2 separate regions of the Homo sapiens genome follow, and region 2 is linked to region 1. The links are chromatin loops, found by intact Hi-C in ENCODE. Cell type or tissue: OCI-LY7. All regions are shown on one strand. Each heading gives the region's core, and the rest is flanking DNA. Links, peaks and the distances in the headings are about the cores only. Region 1 has its middle 160 kb from the start of PTEN. Region 2 overlaps LOC105378415 (a long non-coding RNA gene).

The links. Hi-C counts contacts between places; a loop is a spot of excess contacts. Peaks named below come from ENCODE experiments on the same cell type or tissue, not always from the same donor. Only the 100,000 strongest peaks of a DNase experiment are listed, where the experiment ranks them.
Region 2: a loop joins it to region 1, with 7 times the contacts of the local background. A loop is called at or near these places in 2 of 110 quality-filtered maps.

What each region holds. Positions count from the first base shown.
Region 1 is chr10:88,022,234-88,033,434 of GRCh38, reverse strand. No RefSeq gene overlaps it. Among named protein-coding and RNA genes, the nearest start is that of PTEN, 160 kb to the right of the region's middle. RefSeq lists a silencer at 5,779-5,828. In OCI-LY7, for the core only: no CTCF peak of the experiment used is centred there; DNase peaks (open chromatin) are centred at 4,664, 5,144 and 5,754; H3K4me3 peaks cover 1,156 bases; H3K27ac peaks cover 1,915 bases.
Region 2 is chr10:88,086,832-88,098,032 of GRCh38, reverse strand. LOC105378415 (a long non-coding RNA gene) reads left to right here. Exons shown (of 6, transcript XR_007062225.1): 2 at 8,291-8,443. Among named protein-coding and RNA genes, the nearest start is that of PTEN, 230 kb to the right of the region's middle. RefSeq lists an enhancer at 6,189-6,238. In OCI-LY7, for the core only: CTCF peaks have their summits at 6,260 and 7,955; DNase peaks (open chromatin) are centred at 4,852 and 6,172; H3K27ac peaks cover 708 bases.

The sequences.
Region 1 (11,201 bases), core at 1,735-9,734:
ATGAGGGAATAGCTCTGAGTAAAGAAATTTCTGGATTTTCCAAATTCTGTATAAAAAGTATGTAGTACTTATTTTAAATGAATAAAATGACATTGTTTTAAAAGACGCAGAGTCCTCCCTGGACTGTTATAATTAATTAAGCCCATGAATGTCAATACATAGATTTTGTTTTATTTCTTTATCTCAAGCTGAGTTTTCTTTAAAAATATGCACATGTTTTCATTTAAATGGCATCACTCATAAGGAATGAGCCTAAATTAAATATATACACATACACTTCAGAGTATAAGTGTCTCAACCTGGCCATCAGGTTCCTTAATGTTCATATCCTAATGATCTACTGCAGCTTAAAATCTGACTCCTTACTCTGGGAGAATTGTTTTCATATTCTGTGCTATTTACTAGTCACACAAGAAAATCAGCCTCATGGTTTTGTAATAGTACTGTGGTGATTTATTTTTTTAAATCTTGCCCATTTTCCCACTCATCTCATTGTCCACTCAGTTAGATTCTGAAAACTACTGAAAGTTTCAAAAGATCCAATTCTTCCTCAAAAAAGATTAAGATTTTTCTTCATTGAGGATATTCAAAAACGTGCCAGAGATTTTGACAGTAGTTTCAGAAGAGGAGGCCTAAGACATCTGGAGTGATGACACATTGTTGGAGTATGAGCTCAGCCACCTACAGTAGCTGCTTGGAGAACACAATGCTTTGAATGGATTGGCTTTGGGTGTTTCTTCAAAGTTAAATCCACCATGGAACTTCAGCTTAGATTTTAAAATAATATAACTTTAGAAGTAACTATTTGAGTCAGACTTTCCACTTGTAGGTACAGAACATCTCCTCCTATGGATAAATGGCAAATTATTGTTACGAGATCAGAAAAAGCCGTCAAGATCTAAGGAAGCTGGAGGTGAACGAAAGAAGCCTGTGGAAATCTTCCACTCAAATAGTATATACTGCTCTCAGAGAAGTTATTATAACTATCGATAAAGGGGGAAAGAACAGACAAAGATTTTGGCTTTATATTTTTTGTATCATCAGTCTTGCCTTTGTGAGGATATACAATGTTCTTGCATCAGCAGCAGTTGGATTTTTTTCCCCACTGGAAACATCAAGTACAGCCTGTGATATAGGGTATCCAGGTAAAAGATTTTCGTATTTGGAGAGGAAATACTGCATGAAGTCCAGGGAAATAGCATGTTTTTATAACGGTAGTCTTTCTAGTAATCCCAATTCTGGGAGACTAACTCAAGAAAATAAGCAGAAATGTAGGAAAAACTTCATGCACAAGGATATCAATCATAATGCTATTATTTATGTATAAATATTCTCACAACAGTGAGAATAAGCTAAATGCTCCATACTAGGCAAATGGTTTGAGTAAACTCTGCTGCGTCAACTCACTGATGTTTCTGAAGATTTTATAATAATAAGGAAAAATAGTCATAGTGTTGAATGAACAATACCGGATATACAGTTCTATGTCTGATGTAATGCTAATCGCACACACACACACGCACACGCCAAGTAAGCATTAAAAAATAACTAGAAGGAAAAACAACAGAATGTCACCAACCAGGGGATGTCTTAGTGAAGTTTTATGTATTTTTTTCCCTTTCTTCTACTAGTCTGTATGTTACTCATTTCTTTCAATGAAATAGAAATTATAAACCTTATATTATAAAAATAAAAAGAGGAGGAGGGGCTGGGCACAGTGGCTCATTCCTATAATCCCAGCACTTTGGGAGGCCGAGGCGGGTGGATCACCTGAGGTCGGGAGCTCGAGACCAGCCCGACCAACATGGAGAAACCCCGTCTCTACTAAAAATACAAAATTAGCTGGGCATGGTGGTGCATGCCTGTAATCCCAGCTACTCGGGAGCTGAGGCAGGAGAACTGCTTGAACCTGGGAGGCAGAGGTTGCCGTGAGCCAAGGTCACGCCATTGCACTCCAGCCTGGGCAACAAGAGTGAAACTCCATCTCAAAAAAAAAAAGAGAGAAGAGGCGGAAGAGAATGGCTATACCTTCACCCTGGTTACTGAGGTGATTAGGGAAAATAAATGGAAGGAGCCTTGATGGATCATTGAAATCAGCCACCAGGTTGCTGATATAGAAAACAAGCAATGTAAGAAACTGACCAAAAAGAACATGTTAAAATAAGAGTGAAAGAGTAGGCACTGTAAGAATTTGCATTAGGAAAGTATTTTGAAATGCTCCTCAGTGTGGTTTTATCATGTTTCTTTTCACTCAGACCTTTCTTCCATTCAGTGAGCTGTGCATTCAGAACCACTTGTTCAAAAAGAAAGGAAAACCTAAGACCCTATCTCAAAATGAGACCCTGTCTTAGAAAGGAAAACCACAATTCTGTTCTTGGCCTGGGTTTTAGAGCCCAAAGCTAGTGAGGAGTAGAAGAATTTGGGACATAAATTGAGAGAAAGTCTAGCTGACCCTCCATATTAGAAAACATTGCCCAGACTAGGATGAAAGGGAGACGTGGAAAGCAAGCTAAGAGAGCTGGACACCGGTGGATCCCCGACAGTGGGTCCTGCAGCCTGGCCCAACCCACTGACCTTGTGGGAATGGGAAGGGAAATGCCTCAAACCCCATGCAGGCTTGATGATATGTGTGCCCCTTTCTCCAGGTAAAGTCATGGAGGCTGCAAGATGTCATAGGAGAAAATGTGGCCATGTGAGATCTAAGCAGCCCAAAGCAATTAAGTTTCCCCATGCCAAAATGATGCAGAAGAGAGGCTGGATTCCTGTATGCCTAAGAGCACTCACGAGGAGTGAATTCTACCAGTACTCAGCTACCCAGCCACCCAGCAGGACATGGAGGGACAGAATACCTTTTATGCTCCCAAGGGCCCACTGATAAGCCTAGGGCCTTATCAGCCTTAGTAAGTTCCTGTGTCCAAGGAACTGCATCCAAGAGAGACACAGAAGTAGCAGAAAGAGCCAGCCAGCTTTGAAAGAGCTCTGAGATGAGAACGAAATGTCCCTAGCAATGATCTCTGTTGCCTGAGGACCAGGAACCAGGCCGAATGATGGTCATCTCAGGGGCTTCCATACGTAAGCCCCCAGGAAATGCAAGGTAATCATGGGAAGAGGTGGTGCTTAACTGACTGAAATTTAATTTCCAATACTCAAAGGAATGGGAGTGCAAATGAGAGGTTAGCTATTTCATTGATACTAAAATGCCATCGATTGTAAAATACATCATTAATTTGTGTGCCACCAAGAAAGAAAGATGCCCCCAATTAATCTATGAAACAATGCTTTCTCTTTGTTTCAAATTTTTATTTTATACTTGCTGGAGAAGCCCTTTAAGACTTGTTGGGACGTAGACTTTTATTACATGTCACTCTTGTACACATAAAAAAGAAAATAAATGTATTAAGAAATTCCTAAACATATCTCTTCATTCAGAGTCTAACTCTTCCACATCACTGTTTATATTTTTCTCCTCACTATTTTTCTCTGTTGGTGATGAAACATTTCTTACTAGTATCCTCACTCTTGACTCCAGGTTTTCTTCCAAGATGTTGTCACCCATTGTTAAAGGTTTAATGTGAGCCAGGCGCAGTGGCTCATGCCTGTAATCCCAGCACTTTGGGAGGCCGAGGCAGGCGGATCATGAGGTCAGGAGATCGAGACCACGGTGAAACCCCGTCTCTACTAAAAATACAAAAAATTAGCCAGGTGCGGTGGCGGGCGCCTGTAGTCCCAGCTACTCAGGAGGCTGAGGCAGGAGAATGGCGTGAACCCGGGAAGCGGAGCTTCCAGTGAGCTGAGATTGTGCCACTGCACTCCAGCCTGGGCGACAGAGGGAGACTCCGTCTCAAAGAAAAAAAAAAACAAAAAAAACAAAAAGGTTTAATGTGAGTGCGCTCTTGCTTGGCATGTACTAACATGCAATGCTTTTTAACATAACTCTGTATCGCAGTTTCGTATACTTATAGTAATTTAATTCTCTTACTCTGTATGACACTGTAGCTTTGAAGTGATTCTTATAATTTTTTTTTGCTTTACTATATTTACACTCCACTACTGTTTCTGAGCCTTTCTGTTCATTATAAGTTTTCATTTCATTGCTGAAACTCAGGATAATCTTTTTGAAAATATTGCAAACAGCAACTAAACTCTGCCTGGGTAATACCAACAGTGCATATTATTCAACTAAAGAGGTAACAATATCTAAATACCTATGACCATGTTCACACACATACAGACAATGGCAAATAAATCAGCACTGCCACCCAGCAAATAGCAATTCAAACATGCCATCAATTATTAGATCCACATTTCAGAGATGTTAGCATACAAAAAGGCATGTATTGGAATTAATAAAATATGGTAATTTGAGTTAAAGGAAAATGTAAAGTACATTTTTTACACACCTGAACTTATAGAACAAAGTTATACCCATTACACTGGTGTAAGGCCCTCCCCATACAGCAAAGAGAGACTATCACTTGCATTTTAAATGCATCCAGTTAAGAGTTTCATTAGCAGGCTGGCCACAGGATAAGGTCCAAAGTCCTTAGTCTAATATGATCTCATGATCTCTGGCTGGAATAGGTTAAGCAGGAACAGGATCCCTGAGCTGCTGACATGAAAAGGAAGGTTATATGGCTTCACACAGGAAGTGTCACAGCATGCATTTTTCTGTCTCATCAAAGAAGACATTTTCAGCCTGGCCCTTAATCAGGTAGTGAGTCTTCCTGACGAAGAGCAGACTATAAACTTGCTTTCACCATGTGGCTGCAGCACAGTCTTTAAAAATGTATTTTCATATATATATAAAAGTTTTTATATTAAAAAATGTACATATACAGGTAAAGAGAGGATAGACATGTGCCTAACAGCTTAGGCTTCTAGTCCAACCAATATGTATTTGAGTCCCAGATCTGCACTTATTTATTGTATGACAAGTTGTTTAATTTCTGTGTGGCAGAGACTGGCTAGATACTCACCAAAATTGTTTCCTCTTCTCCTAGGTGTATAAGAAGATTATATTTCCCAGCCCCCTTGCATTTCAACAAAGGCATGTAATTGATTCCTGGCCAATAAAATTTGAGCAGAAGGAATACACTACTTCTAGGCCTGGGTTCTAAACCCTTTTGTATGATCTCCACTTCCTCTCTCCTTTGTCTTGTCAGTGCCACCAGATTCAGAGGACCTAAGGGAGGATTCTGAGACCCATATGAAAGGAGCCTGAATCCGTGAATAACTATGTGGAGTAGACACCCTTGACCACTAAGGTACATGGACATGAGCAATAAAATAAGGCTTTGTGTGTTACAGTAGTTATCACACTCTATTTAATACATGCTGTATACCTCAGCTTCTTCACCTGTGGAAAATATTAAGTTAATTACTCAAAGGAGTAGCACAATGCCTTTTACATAGTAAGTACTAAATAGTAGAAGCTATGTTACTATTGCTGTAGATATCATCCTTGTTATTACTGAGGCAAAGAACTCAGGTATAGATGTTGAACAAGCAGGCAGTTTTTTGCGCATATATTAGAGGGAAGTAAAACTTTTCTAAATATCAACTGGTGCAGACTTATGTAAAGTGAAATTTGAGCAATCACATTTCAGACACCAAGAATCATCCGCAAATAGTAAGTAATAAAGACCCTGAAAGAAGGAAGTGACTGATTCCTGAGCAGGCAGCGTAGGTTAAGGACAAGTGTCGGTTAAGGACCAGCATCAGAGTCAGAAGGAGGTCAGCAGAAGCTGGGAGAAGAGGAATCCAGATCAGGCCAGAACAGAAACTGCTCCCCAGGGCCACACTGGGCAATGTTTCTCAACAGTGCTCCAGGGAAGAGGAAGTAGTTGTCATCATCAAAATTCTACCCCCTGAACATAGAATGGTTAAATTAAAATAGAATTAAATACATGTAGTTCTTATTGTTTCCATAAAATTATCAGAGACCATCCTGGTAACTGCTATAGAGACATCCCCCACCTGCCATTTGGATTTGATTCTCGTAAATAAAATGAATCCTTCTTGTCAAACATTGCTTTAACAAGCTTTATTTCTTTTGTGATTTTTTGTTGTTGTTGTTGTTTGTTTGTTTTTGTTTTTGTTTTTGTTTTGTTTTTGAGACAAAGTCTTGCTCTTGTCCCCAAGGCTGTAGTGCAATGGCACTATCTCGGCTCACTGCAACCTCCGTCTCCCAGGTTCAAGTGATTCTCCTGCCTCAGCCTGCCAAGTAGCTGGGATTACAGGCGCCCGCCACCACGCCCAGCTAATTTTTGTATTTTTAGTAGAGATGAGGTTTCACCATGTTGGCCAGGCTGGTCTCGAACTCCTGACCTCAGGTGATCTGCCTGCCTCAGCTTCCCAAAGTGCTGGGATTACAGGCGTGAGCCACCGTGCCCGGCCACAAGCTTTATTTCCTTTTTTTTTTTTTTTGAGACGGAGTCTGGCTCTGTCGCCCAGTCTGGAGTGCAGTGGCGCAATCTAGGCTCACTGCAAGCTCCACTTCCCAGGTTCACACCATTCTCCTGCCTCAGCCTCCCTAGTAGCTGGGACTACAGGTGCCCACCACCACGCCCAGCTAATTTTTTGTATTTTCAGTAGAGACAGGGTTTCGCCGTGTTAGCCAGGATGGTCTCGATCTCCTGACCTCATGATCCTCCCGCCTCAGCCTCCCAAAGTGCTGGGACTACAGGAGTGAGCCACCGCGCCCGGCCCACAAGCTTTATTTCTAATTGTGTGTGCAACACATTCTACTGGCATTTGAGACTTTGCCAAGTCAATCTTGTCAGTTGTTTATTCATTCACTCATTCATTCATTCAAACATTTATTGAGCACCTACTCTGTGCCAAGCACTGTGTTACCAGATATATAGCAGCAGCAAAACAAATACAGCTTCTGCCCTCATTGTTCTTAATAGGGGGCAGGGGAGACAGACCAGAAAAAGGTAAACAAATAACAAATAAAGGTATAATTACATATGTAGGAAAGTAATCTGAATGTGAAAAAAAATGAAATCATTAAGTTTCTGATAGAGAAGAACAAGAGGGACTGGATTTAGAGAGAGCACGTGGGGAACCCCGCCTGAGGAGATGATGTTTAAGCATAAATATGAAGAAACAGGAGTTGACCAGGGGTAAAGTACTCCAAACCATAAAGAAGGATCTTGGGCAAGGCAAGAAGCATTTCAACAATTGCAAAGAAGCTACTGTAATTGGAGCCCAAGAGTGAGCAAAGGTGAATGCGGTGCAAGATGGGATTGGAAAGGTAAGGAAGTACTAGACTGTGCAGGGTCACAAACAAAGCTGGGGTCTAAGCCAAAGACATAGTTGGGGTCCTTTCCAAGTGCAACAAAAACCACAGGAGGGTTTTAAGTGGATGCTGTCATATGATCTGGCTTACAATGTTTAAAGTTCATTCAAGATTGCCAAGTGGAGAACTGGCTAAAGGAGACAAGAGAAGAAGCAAGCAGACCCATTAGGAGGAGGCTGTTTCCATTCTCAAGCACACGCTGGTGGCAAGCTGGATGAGCAAGGGGCAGAGATAGTGACAGAAAGGACATAGTGAGAGATATTTTGGAGGTAAATACTTCAGAACTTGCAGATGTGAGAGTGAGGGCAACAGAAGGATGAATGTCAACCCTCAGATTTTCTGTTTAACCAGCTGGGCATATAAATGTGAATTTTACTGAGATGGGAAAAGATGGAGAATAAAGTGGATTAGGGAACAGAGAAATCAGAAATTCCATTTTGGACTTGTTACTTGGGAGCTATCAAGGAAGCCTGGTGTCCCAGCACTTCTTTCTGAGCTTTCTTCCCATTCTTCCCTAACAATAACTCTCTGATAATCAATTTGGACTTTTTCCTGTCCCCCAAAGGCCTCCAACAGTAGGAAAAATCTTTCTCTCTGCATGATTTTACTCCCTATTTTCTACCTACCAAAATCGTATTGATCTACTCCCACCCTGCATTTACCATCAAGTTATTTATATCATTCATTTGAAGCGCCACATGACAGTAATGAATGGGAGTTACGAGTAAAAACTTTGGATTCACTCACATCTGGGTTTTAACCCTGGCTCTGCTATTTGCTGGTTGTATGATAAATTGAGCAAACCATTTAACCTCTTTGAGCCTCAGTTTATTATCTGTAAAATGACATAGTCAACCCACCATGGCAGACACTGCTATTTATGTTCCCAATGTAAGTTCTCTCCTCATTTTTCCTTCTTATAGAGCCCCAGTTTTGTTCAGGGTAACAATGTGCCCAGCTAAAATGCTCAAGCAACTGGCTTCCTTAAAGCTGATGGTAGCCTACTGACATTGTTCTGGCTAATAGTATATAAGAGGAAGTATTCTTGAATTTCTGGGAAAACATTCCTTTTCTTATATAAGTGCCCCACGCCCGTTACACCATCCTTCATCCTGCTTTACACACAGATGTGATGCTTGAATGGGCAGCAACTATGACTGTGGAGCTAAGGGCTGTAGAGCAGAAATATGGAGGAGACTGTGTCCCAGGTGGTCCTAACCAGGGCAACAAACTCTAGGCTTTTTGTAGCATGATATAAATAACCTCCTTACTTGTTTAAGCCAGTATATATTTTTTTGGCTTTTCTGTTGCCAGTCAGCAAATACATTTTAACAAACCCATCTACTTCATGGGCTGATTTGGTAAGTATTAAATAAGCAATGTCTATACAACGCTCAGTAGCTGCTGAGAATTATTATGCTACTCTTACCTTGCTATTTAAATCATTTTGGTATATATGTGCCTTGTTCCCTCAATAGACTGTTACATGACCTCAAGACAGAGATTTCTGTAGCGTTTGGTAATCCCTTCCCACACATAATGGGTGCTCAACAAATCCATTGACAAGGTGGCCACCCTTTCCTTTTCTGGAGAATATCAGCCCAAATTTTCTTTATCGTCCTCTTTTCTCCATCTATTGCTTTAGTTTTCATCAGCAGTGCCAGCTTCAAAGAGATGTTTTTCTGTAATCTTTTTAAAAAAATAAACGTTTTTATGTATATTTAAGGTATATAACATGTTAAGGGATATACAGAGATAGTAAAAAGGTTATTATAGTGAAAACAAATTAACATAGTCGTCATTTCACATAGTTACCCATGGCAAGAGCAGCTAAAATCTACTCATTTACAGTGAATTCTATACACAGCACAATTTAATTACCTAAGATCTTCATGTTGTAGATGAGATTTCTAGACTCGTTCATCCTACATATCTACCACTTTCTATCCTCTGACCCACATGTCCCCATTTCGTCTTCACTCTCTACCCCTGCCTCAGTAATCACTGTTTTGTTCTCTGTCTCTAAATATTTTCAATGTATTTACTTTATTTATTTATTTTTTTTGAGACAGAGTCTCACTTTGTCACCCAGGCTGGAATGTAGTGACATGATCATGACTCACAGCAGCCTCGACCTCCTGGACTCAAGCTATCCTCCCACCTCAGCCTCCTCAGTAGTTGGGACTACAGGTGGGTGCCATCATGCCTGGCTATCTTTTAAATTTGTTTTGTAGAGATAGGATCTCACTATGTTACCCAGGCTGGTCTCAAGTGATTCTCCCACCTCAGCCACCCAAAGTGCTGGGATTACAGGCATGAGTCACAGGGCCCAACAGTGAATTTGTTTTTAGATTCCACATGTGACAGCATATTCTACATGTGAGGTCATATTCCACATATGAGATCATGCAGTATTTGTATTTCTGTGTCTGGCTTATTTCACTTAGTATAATATCCTCCACGCTCATCCATGTTGTGGCAAATGGCAAGATCTTGCTCTTTTTTAGGGCTGAATAATATTCCATTGTATATACACACCACAGTTTCTTTATCCATTTGTCCACTGATTGACACTTAGGTTGTTTCCATATCTTGGCTATTGTAAATAATTCTGCAGTGAACATGGGGGTGAAGATATCTTAAAAAGGTGGTGATTTCATTATCTCTGGGTTTATGCCCAAAAGAGGGACAGCTAGATCAAATGGTAGTTCTATTTTTTCCTACAGTCTTATTTTTTTGTAAGATTTACCCCAGTGGCCTCTCATGCAGGCCTGATCTTTCCAAAAAAACTAGAGAATGGTTTGGGAATAATCTCAGTAACTGTCATTTCTCACACACTAGTCTTTGATGGTGGTTCAGACATTGTGGAATGGTCTTTAGGATTTTCACCTCTTTAGTAGAGCTGCCTATGGCTTCTTTCTTTCTTCACCCACTCTCTTAAAGTAAAAAAAACATGAGTCAGAGTCATCACTAAAGAGAAAAGTCAAACAGTATTAATGCTCTAGAGACATCAAAAGTATTATGAAAAGGAAGTGTTTGAGTGGAAAATATCCACCTATGGAAATAAAACTGCCAGCATCTGAGCGTAAGTATGAAACCCAGTTAATGGATGTGAGAAATGGTGAGAAGCTCTTTACCATGGAGTCAAGTCTCTGGCAAATGATCTTGGATGAATCCAGTTTGCACTGGGATTTGAAACTTTCCATGCTCTTGTATTTCATCAGCTGCTTTGAGTTACTTTTAAAGAAACACATTTTTAATGAGAAATTTTTGACAGAGAATAAATGCAGATGTAATTCTTTGGAACAATTGTTTCCTTTGTTGATGGATTTTTTTTCCACAGTGCCCACTCACAATTAAATAAAACAGTAATTAAAACCCTAAATCCACTCAAAATTATTGTTTCATCAGTCACCTCCAGAGATCCTTCTAATGTCTTTGTGGAAAGAATGTCTTAACAGAGATGCAATGTGCTAAGACACAAAGCCTTAGATTTTTCAAACTTGGAGTAATAAATTCTAAATACGCAAGAACTTTTTAAGTGACTAGAAAATTATTACAATGAAATAAAAACCCAAGGCTATACGCCATAGGATAGCTTAATCCCCTTGGGAAAAAAAAAAGACTGTTTTTTTTTTTTTGAGATTTTTATACAAATTACAAAAACATTGAAAAATTTAGTGATATATATGTTACAGACATAGACCAATACACTTCTCTTCATGCAGACATGAAACTCAGCCTAATTTAGCCATGACATAGTGCATCTTTCTGGGTATCTCCCTAATGGAGACAGGGTGTATTTAAATCTGATGTTCACTCATCAATTGAGTCTTTGAAGCTTCTTAAACTGATTCAAGAATGAGTTCTCCTCCCCTATTTCTTCCTCCTCCTCACT
Region 2 (11,201 bases), core at 1,905-9,904, 64 kb before region 1:
AACTTCAATCTCCATAGCACCTTATTTTTACTTTATTATTGTCCTTATTATTCTTCAGGTGTGCTTATGTCTCCTTTATTAATCAATAAGTTCCTTGAAAGGGACTTGGTGTCTTTTTCATGTCTGTTCCCCTAGCATCTGACACCATGCATTGGCAAGTAGTAACCACTTAGTGAAAGGTTGCTGAAAACAGGATATTATATTGCTTCAGAATCTATGTAACATAATTGTCTTAGTTTGGAAATAGAACTCAATTACATAAACAGAGAAGTCATCATCACAGGATCTTTCCTGGGCACAAGGAAGATGATACTTCCTAGGCCCATTGCAGTTGGGAAGGACTCCAAGACTAGATTTGGCCAAAGAGCTGTAAGTAGAAGTGCTGTGTGTCATTTCCAGTCTGGGGCAGTGAAAAGCTTTTGTGAGACTCTCCAGTTTTATCTTCTCTTACCTTAGCATCCCAGAAGCCACTGCTGAGAAGCAGGGACCTTAAAAGGAGGTAGTCATCACTTGGAGAACTACACTGGAGAGCCACTGGGTTTACATCAGGCAATTCATGAACAAGAAAGATGTCTTTGTTGCATCAGGTCACCAGGATTTGGGGGTTACTTTGTTGCTGCAGCTTAATTTAGCTTTGCCAGACTAAAGCACAGACATTGTGACAGAGACTTCCGTTGGTAATCCATTCTTTCTTTATTCTTACCTACAGAATCTTGGGCAATGTTCCCAGCTGAAAAAATATATTACATTACATTACATCACATCATCCACATCACATCACATCACATCAGCCAGCGGTGGCCAATGGGATCTAAGCAGAAGTTATTAATAGGTCCTTCAGGAAGTTCTCCTTCCTATTGCCCAACTAGACCTCCAAAATAATGACTGGAGCTTCAGCAGCCTTCTTAGACCATGAGGTATCCTTGATAATAGAAGTCACAAACTAAGAGTGATAGATGGAAAGATACGACAAGTAAACAGGAAAGTAGAAAAAGAGTGCTATTTAACACCTAATGCAAGTTGGGGAAGAATAGTATTCTATTCCACTGCTTCCATCTTCTGAAAAACTGAAGAAAAAATTTGACCTCTCAGTAAGTCTAATATTTTTCAAAATGCATTTTTTACATTAGCGAATTCTGAAAGAAATAAAACCAAAATTACATTTCTCCAACATAATTCCAAGTATATTAACTGTAAAAACTATGAGAGGGAAAAGGCGTATTTAATGTTAAAATTAAAAATGAAGAGTAAAAGTGACTTGATATTTCATATTATTAAGACAAATTTTAAAGGTGAGGCATTCTTCTGGGAGAAGCTGCATGTTGAGAGAGTAGGAGAATTTAAACATTAGAGAATTTAAAAACAGGTTCAGTGAAGTATTTTTTATACTTCTTACCATTAGCAATTCCCTTAGGGACTCATCCAGCTTTAAAAAAGTTTTATTAAGAATGGTGTCTGCTATTATTTTAATAAGAACTGTTACCAAAATATAACTGACTCCAAAGAAAAGATATAATATTGAGAATCACCAAGACCTTCATTCTTTTCTGCTTTTTTTTGGGGGGGTGGCGGGGGAGGGGGGACTAAAATGTTGGCTCACTTTATGTCAGCTATTTGCTTCTCAAAATCTGTATTTTTATTAAAAAAAATAAAAGCACATTTTAAAAATTATGAAACCACTATCCCTATCAGGGTTGCTTCTGTAAATAGACACACTTTAAATCCATAAAGACCCGTACCTCTGCCAATGGGTACAAATTCCATCTCTCTAAGTCATGTGATTCTGTCCTTTATAAGCCTAGGAGATGTCCCTTCACCCCCTCACGGCCAAAGGGAAATTCGAAATGGCAAATATTTTCAACATCAGGCATTTCAGACCACCTGAACTAATGACAACTATAAACAAAGGGCAAGAGTCATGTACCCAGAAGAAAAGATTTCAAGATCTTCCTTGAAACATACCCTACAAGAGTGTTTATTTCCAGTGTGAAATTTCTCAGGAAGCCTTTCACCCACCAGTTTTCCTAGAAAACGTCATGCATGTGCCCTTGTACACAGTATCTTATCGGTTGCCCAGAGCCGGGCTTTGAGGATAGAAGGGGGTTATGACAAAGCAGCTGTTATTTTAAATCTTTTTTTTTTCTGAATATGACTTAACATCTTTTCGGCTAGAACCATGTCGTCTCTAAAATAAGCCTTATTTCAATACAAAGCTTTTCAGATGACGGATACCACAAGTTCCAGGGTTCATTTAAAAATCAGAAAGCCTTGGGTGTCCCTGATATTTTTGTAGCTGACCCTTGAATGCATAGAAGGGTTAAAAGATAACAGTAGGAAGAGAAAGGCCTGGGTTCCCGTGACTGCACCTGCTACCAGCCGTGTGAACTTAGGCAAGTGACTTAACTCTTAGCCTCCATTTCTTCACATCCAAAATGAAATGAATAATCTCTACTTTATGTGGTTACTGTGAGGGTTGAACAAGCTGATGCATGTAAAGTACTTAACACAGTGTCCAATGCATCGTAAACACTCCATAAATATGAGCTATTGCTAAAGCATTCCTCTTTCTGTTTAGCTAACAGAACTCTGGGAAGACTCACTGACAGGCAAATTCAGAAATTCTTGGAATTATTGCCAGACACAGATACTAACTAAGGCCTCTGTGGGTTTGGGCCATTCTGAGTAGCAGCACTTGGTCCAAGTGGGTAAGCCAGACACGTAGCCTACAGATCTGGCCTCTGAGGTCCATCCACAGGAATTTAAAACTACAATTGGCAGAATGACGCCTATTTTGTGTCTACATCTACCATGCTGCCCAGAGTGGCTAAATCCTTTACCATAAACTGCTCCAAACAGCAACCCCTTTTCTCCTACCAGACATGCAAAAAAATGAATCCATGTGTGCATAAGTAGCAGTTCCAAAAATAATAGTGACATTAGATACTATAAGACCATGGGACAGAAGAAATTGTCCTGGGAAAGAATGTTCAGGAAAGAATTTATTGAGGAAACATGATTTGATCTGGGTTTTGAAGGATGAATAGAAGTTAGACATATGGATAAGAGAGAAAGCATGCCTTGGGTAGAGAAGAACATGACAAAGCTGTAGAGGTAGTAATGAGCAAAGACAAGCCAGTGGGTAATGAGTAGAGCTGAGAAGCTGTGCAGAGAAATGTGGGGTGGGGTAGGAGGGCAGTTGTGATGGTATAAGGAGCTGGAGACTCCGAGTAAGACAGGGACTTGATAGGGTCAAATTCATCTTTGTGTGCACAGGACAGAGCCTAGCACAGAGGAGTGCTCAATAAATACCTGTGACTACATCAGTGAATGCATAAACAAAATAAAATTGAATTTTCAGATGATTTGCCTGGCTGGACGTATTGGAGGAAAGAGTTGAGGATGGCAGCCCAGGTAGGAGGTTACTACAATAGTCTAAGCCTGGGTGATAAAGAACAAAACCAGGAAGTTCATGATCAACGTGAGAAATGTGTTGAAAGAAGAATTTTAAGACGTTAAAGATTGGCTGCATAGTGGAAGGAAGGCAAATTCCAAGGTGCTTTGGGCTCAGGGCCTGTGTAATTGGCTAACTGAGACAGCAGTGAGGACAATATTATCAAGAGCAAGTGTGAGAGTGAGGAAAAGAAGGTATAACAAGTCCAGCTTTGAGCACTTGAGGTGATGGGAAAGCAGCCACGTGCAACTGTCCCGTCCTCATATGAAAAAAAGGGTCTAGGAGCAAACCAAGATAACTGGAGGGTCCTCTTGAAGGAGACATTGTGATTCCCCAGCCTCAAAAGCATTTGTCTTATACTTGTTTTTCTTAGACAGCATTCTAAAACTATGTTAAGCTCTACATATAGTATTTTTTGAAAAATTGAGATTCAGAAAACAACCTCCAAGACTCTAAGTCTGGTATCATGCTGCTATTATGTGTGGAAACTTTCCTGAGGGCTAGTGTAAGAGTCCCAAATGCAGCTGCATCAGAATCACTTGGGTGTGGAGCCCTGGGATCTGTATTTCTAGCCTGCTCTTCAAGTCATCTGATGCTCACAGGAGTTTAAGAATGGCTGGCATGGAGAAAGGGAAGCCTCTCGATATCCCATACACACTGCCTTTTGACTCACTCCTACAAGAGTTCACCTAGGGTAACTGGTTAAACATAAGAACTCTGGAGCAAGATTGCTAGGGTTCAAATCCTGGCTCTTACTCTAGCTGCTTGTGCTTGAGTATGCTATTTAATTTCCAAGTCATTTAATGGACTGTCTAATATTTCCTGATCTAAACCAGGAAAATAAAGATGGTACTCCCACATGCGTTCCTATGAGGATTTTTTGTGTTAACACATACGAAGAACAGTTTCCAAGTTGGGCACTATGGACATTTGCATGGTGTGAGTGTTTGTTGTGGAGAGCTGTCCTGAGCATTGCAGGATGTTTAGCGGCATCCCCGGCCTCTACCCACTAGAAATCTGCAGCACCCTCCCTCCCAATCATGAGAATCAAAAATGTCTCCAGATATTGCCCAATGTCCTCTGGGGGCAAAATCACCCCCTAGTTGAGAACCACTGGCACAGGACAGTGCCTGGCCTTTGGTAAGCACTGGCTGAGTGTTAGCTACAGTCTCTCCTGAGCATTTGTTAGAAGGAATGCTGAATACTTTATGTTCATTGGCTCATGAATTCTCCCAACAACCCAGTAAGGTAGGTATTCTTGTCTCCATCTCTATAAATAAAGAAACTGAGGTTCAGAGTGGCAAATACCTTGCCTAAAGTCACCCGGCTAGCAAATCGTGGGGAAGACCTCCAATCAAGGTCAGCCTGATCCTCAGTCCCCAGCTCGCACAGCACTGCTGGCACAGTGCCAGATAATCATGCTCTCCTCTCACCAAGCAGTTGTCAGGGCTGTTGCCCTTGTCACACTTTTCTCCATGGGCAAGAGAGAAATCACAGTCACAGCACCCCTGTAGCCTACCGTCATGGGAATGTACCATCCTCCTACCTTGAATCCTGAAAGTCTGCAATCTAAGGTTTCACTCTATATCGGGGATAAGCTTCAGTTCACAAAACTAACACATGCTCATCTCACTACCTGGGTTAGGGCCCTCCTATGTATGTCCATCTGGCATGGGTGGATCACCCTGAGTAGTCTTCTCTGTGCTCCTGCGAGCACCCTCTCCTGGGACTGCACCCCATGCCTCTGTTTCTACACCACAAACACAGGACAAGTCACAGAGAGGTGTGCAAGAAATGGACTATTTGTTGAAGGAGTAAATAAATGACCTCTCTGTCCCTCAGGTTTTCTGAGATGTAGGCAGAGGGTCAGCCTCACTCTTGTGTTCTGTGAGATGATGGAAAGTATTACAGGCTTCAGGGACTGATCCACCTGGCTTTTCTAAACCCAAGCAGCACATACGTGATGAAGATGGAGCACCTGAGTCCTCCAAGCAGGCATTTCAGCTGAGGTTATTGGAAGAATGCCTTGCCACGCTTGTGCTAAAAAATCAGGGAGCAACCTGAATCAATAGCAAATTCCTAAAGATGTCTTCCCCTTCTAGTGAACTACATTTCAATCTATTTCATCATTTATGAGTTAACAGCTCTGGCTTCGGTATCAGTACACTGACCCATCACTCATTAGCTATATGATTTTGGAGCCACATGTCTGCTCGCTGAGCTCCAATTCCCTCATCTGTAAAATGGGGATCAGAATAACTACATCACAGGGTGGTTCTGAAGTTTAAGTGCATCAAGATACATAAAATACTTAAAACAGTGCCTGGCATACAATGAGCACTGTTATTAATATTTGTTGTATTGTTTTTTATAATATGAAAAAAATCACTTAATTGTCACAGATGTTAAAACAGAAGTTTTGCAGAGGCACATTCCAGAAGAAGGGCTAGATAAAATGCACAGAATAAGAGTTCAATAGGCTGTAGTGGTTGTTATTCACTATCTGGACCACACTGCTATCATAAGAACATGCTAGGTATGTGCTTCACGAGATGCAAAGATAATCCACAAAGGGCAGTTGGACTGTGCAGACACAGGGAAGAAGGGAGAAGGAGGTGATTTCAGACCCAGATTTCACAAAGAGCTGAGACAGCCAGCTATAGAAAGGTGTGAGTTGCGACTCGTGACCCAATACTTCCTGCCACAATACTGAGAACTCGTTTTCAACATGTTCTGTGGGCCCAGCCACAAGGGTGTTCCCTTCCACCTCCAAGCATGACTCTGATGATGCTGCCTGGGGCTAAAACAGGTAGTTGGTGAATTCTTCCTTTCAGTTCCAGTCTCCTGAAAACTCAGGTACCAAAAGTCATGCACAGTGCATCCCCTCAGAAGCTGTGAAATAGAAACTTTCAAAAGATAAGCTCATGTTTAACCACACAACCTGTGTCATTTCATAATTCTAAGCTTTCATAACCTGCATTTCCTGGGTAGCTGGCATTATGAAAGTGCCATGTAATATGCTCAACAAAGTCATAAGGAGGAATATGCAAGGTTCTTAGGTGAATTGAATCACTCTTCAAAGACTACACAAAGCTTAATTTGGAAAGATTGCAGGAGTTGCCTTCACTTCCTTGAATTCTCACTTTAATCTCCACCTCCTACCACCTTGCCATCTATCTCTTCCCAGGCCTGATTTCACCCACCTGGCTTGGAGGTCCCTCTCCTATTTCCTAGAGCTGATTTCTCCATGAGGATACTTGGTCTCACTCATATCTTCACTGCCTGGAAAAGGAGCTTGAGTCTCCTGTTTTCTAAAAAGAAACAAGAAAAAAATACTACCCAGAAAACTTCCTCAACCCTACCGTCCCCTCAAGTGTCTCCTATTTCTCATCTTTTATTACCTCCCAGTGGGTTCACAAATGCTGACTATAAACTGGCTTCATCTAAGTCATCTGCAAAAACTCAGTTTCCTAGGCCTGTCAACTAAAGATTTGACTCATAAGGTCTGATGTGAGGTCTAGGAATTTGTAATTTTTAAAAACCCTCCAGGTGATTACAGTGTTCAAGCCAAGTTCAAAAAACCACTGGTCTATGTGTCCTCTATTTATTTCATTACCATTCACTCCAAACACCTGCTAAACTGATGCGCTCACTACTGAAATTGCTTTCTCAAGAGCCACCAAAGACTTCTAGTTGCGGTGTTCAGTGGCTTATTCTCAGTGCTCCTTCTCAGCTTCTCAGTGGCAATCCAGAAGGCAACAGTGCTCCACTTTGGCTCTCTCTCCTCCCTTTTCTGTTGGGAACCTTTTAACCCTACTACGACCACGCAAGCCAGTACGCCACATCTGCTGTGTCCACTTCCTCCTTCCACCCCCTGACGCGTGTGCACAAGCAAGATTCAGACAGTGGTTTTCTGCTGCTCCATCTTTGGAGATCTCATCCAGTCATATCATTTTACTGGGCCTTGAAACTGACTTCCAAATATGTCTCTCCAGTCACTGTGCATGACATTTGGTACCTGAGTTTTCAGGAGACTGGAACTACCAAATATGTCTTGATTTCCCTCCTGGACTAGACTCCCTTCATACATGCATTCTCATCCTTCAATTTAGCAACTCCCAAAGTCATTTCCCCCAAAACTAATGACTCTTCCAGAAATCCCCACTTCAGCTAATGACAATCATTTTGCCAATAATCTATCTTTACAAGTTTAAAATGTCTCCTGCCTTTCCTCTCTTTTCCTACTTTTTTGTGCTTTTTGATTCTTCCTTTGCAATATTTACCAGTATTACTTCTTGCACATCTCCTTTCCACCTCTAGAGCCTCTACCTGAACTGTCTTGTCTGCCTGACATTTTCTAACTCTCATCTCCACTTCTCTAAACCCTGGACTTCCTTTAAGTCCCACACCAAATTCTCCCTCTTTCATGAAGCTTTGATCTCATGTCCACTTTAGCACATAGTCATGTCTTCTTCTGCTGACCACCATGAATGTTTAACTTCTGTTCTATTCATGTAGCACTCACCACTTGCTGCCTGAAAATACTATTTCTCTATTTCTCTCACATTCTCTCCCTGCCACTGGATTATGAGTCTTTTCTTGAGGGCAAGGACTCTGTCTAATAACTTCTTAAGACCCCACATTGTAGCACTATTCTTATGTTTAATAAATATTGCTGGTCATAAAACAGAAGCCTTTTTTTGACAACTCAATACCCATAATAAGCCTAATTATTTGCACCAAAGGCAAAAGGCTAGATGACTAGCACTCAGTAGCTAGAACAGCTGATGCAGCACCCTGTTGGCACAATATGCATGAATGCTTCCCACTTTATTCCAGGCCAGTGTTTCCAGCCATCATGTCAGAGCTGAGTGGAGTGGCACTGGGTGCCAAGGCAAACACCCAGCCCAGCTGTGCTGGGAAGAACTGAGCTCCAATGTGTCTTGTGACCCAGCTCCTCCCACCCACCTGGCTGTGTCTCCTATCCTGCAGGTACCAATCCAACTAAGCTAAGGGACTAGGTCCCTGCCATTAATTGAAAACAGGTGAACAAACATGAGAAGAAGGCATGATTGTGTTCTAGTTGCCTCGGTGGGGGACAGGGGGTAGTATAGCAGGGGGAAGGGCAGATGCTGAATTTTGAGCATTGTTCCAACTGCTGGAAACCCTGGTCAACTAACACAACTTCCTCTAGCATTATAATATTGCGTCCCATATGAAGAGTCCCCAGTGTTGGAAAGCGCACTCCTGGAGTTGGTTTTCCAATAGGATGTGTTTGTGCTCCCTCCTACCTGCCTCATGACACATTCATACACAGAGGCAGAAGAGGCAGGCAGAGTTAGAAGCTTTTACTATGGTGACCATGTAGGATAGGTAAGCCACAATCTCAATTTCTAATTCTCTTGTAAATACCCAAATAGTCTTCCGGGGCGGCAGGCGGCGGTGCCAGGGGAGGCAGGCGGCAGCGCAGGAAAGGGGCTTTCTGGTGATTATCATTTAACTTTTTTCTGTATTTTGTAATTTTCCTGTAATTTCATACAGTTACAACAAATAACAATGAATGCAATATCTAATAACCAAGGGAAAAGCATAGATACATGCTCTTTTCATTCATTTGCATTACTTATCCTTGTCGAGCCAGATGCTTCCGTTTTGATTTGGCAAATTCACTTACCATTTAATGCCAGACCAGCCTGCCACCCTGGGCTTTTTACCTTTCTCAAGCCAAGCATGCCAGGGAGTGAGATTTGGGAAACCAGGGGCACAAAATGCCCAAAGAGTTTTCTGCAGCAGAAGCAGTTTAAAATGACTCAAGGCCCCTGTGATCCCTTCCAAGAACAAGAAAGACATTTCAAATAGGTTGGCTATGCGTGCTGGGATCATTCCCTCAACTCTAAAATGTCATCTTGTGGATGTTTTCTGGAAGTAGAGACTCTGCCTAGGGCATGTGGGTGCTTGTCTTTGATTTCCAATGTAGACAGTGATTAGGAGACAGGAGTGAAATGAGTCAGCTGCATTTCTAGAGGATTTTCTAAGTAATCTAAAAGAATGAAATGGGTCTTTATGTACTAGTTTGGAAAGGTCTTCAAGATATATTAAGCAAAAATTAATGTGAACAATATGATCCCATCAACATGAAAGAATGAAACTATAAATTTTCAAACACGTAAATGCACACATAAAAAAATCAAACATAATAGGGATTACCTATTTTTTAGAAAAGAAGCATGAGATAGCAAATGGGAGTTTTCATTTTGTATATGATTTTTATAAGAAGGTTTGGTTTACTTATATCATATACATTAAAACATTGTCTAAAGGAATATAAGAAATGTCTAACCGGCCAGGTGCAGTGACCCACACCTGTGATCCCAGCAATTTGGGAGGCCGAGGTGGGCGGATCACTTGAGTCCAGGAGTTCGAGGCCAGCCTGGCCAACAGGGCAAAAGCCTGTCTCTACTAAAAATACAAAAATTAGCCAGGCGTGGTGGTGCATGCCTGGAATCCCAGCTACTTGGGAGACTGAGGCAGGAGAATCACTTGAAACTGGGAGGCGGAAGTTGCAGTGAGCCGAGATTGCACCATTGCACTCCAGCCTGGGCAACAGAGTGAGACTCCGTCTCAAAAAAAGAAAAAAAAGTATCCAACCAAGGCTAATAAACCATCTAGGTAGTTTTCTATCTATGCCTGAAAATAGCTACAATAACTTTTGGGTAGGGAGAAAAAAATAACTTCAAATAATCCACTTACTTTATCCAATCCATCAGCAAATCCTGTTGGCTGTTCCTCAAAATATATGCAGAATTCAGCCACTCTTCAGTATCTCCCCTGCTCTTACCTTGTCTAAGCTCTGCCATCACTCACAAGCATGATGGCAATGGCTTCCTGACTGTCCCGCCTGCTTCCATCCTTGTGCTTGCACTGTCTGTTTTCCACACTGCTGGTCCTGAAAAATGCTACTTTCCACTAAGAAGCCTCCAGTGGCTTCTCATGTCATTCAGAGGAAAAGCCAAAGGTCTTAACAGTGACTGAGAGGCCCTGTAAGCCTCCATAATCTCTCCAACCCCATCTTCTGCTACAGATAGTCCCAGCCACACTGGTCTCTTTTCCGTTACAGAACACTCAAGGCACACTCCTGCCTCAAGACATTTGCACTTACTGTTTCCTCCACCTGGAATGCTCTCTCTTCAGATTGCCCCGTCATTGTTCTCCTTACTTTCTTCAGGTCTCTGTCCAAATGCCATCCTTTTCATGAGGCTTTCTCTGATTGCCCTAAATGTTCACTCTCATTTTTCTTTTATTTTTTACCAAAATCAAACACACTCTGTATTTTATGTTTTATTTGGTATATTGTCTGCCTTCCCCTACTAGAATAAAAGCTCCATTTGGAAAGGGTTTTTTTTTTTTCTGTTTGTTTGTTTGATGGCTGACTTGCTTGATTGTTTTTAATCAGTTTAGCTTATGGCTGTATCCTAGCACCTAGAGTCATTCCTAGACCATATTAGATGCTCAATAATGTTTTGTGGGATAAATGAAGTTTGAACAAGCCTTTTTATACACACCCTTAACTATTAAATCAAGCTTGTTTCCTTTTGTGGGGATATGGTAGTCACTTTCCTCCTCTGAGAATAGTATTAGAGATTAATAGATTAAAATGCCCAAGTATTCTGCAAGCTTGGCAGGAAGGTGTTGCCCAAATGCACGTAGCAGCTCCTTGTGCTGAGGGCCATTCCTTCATGCTGTCTGTCAG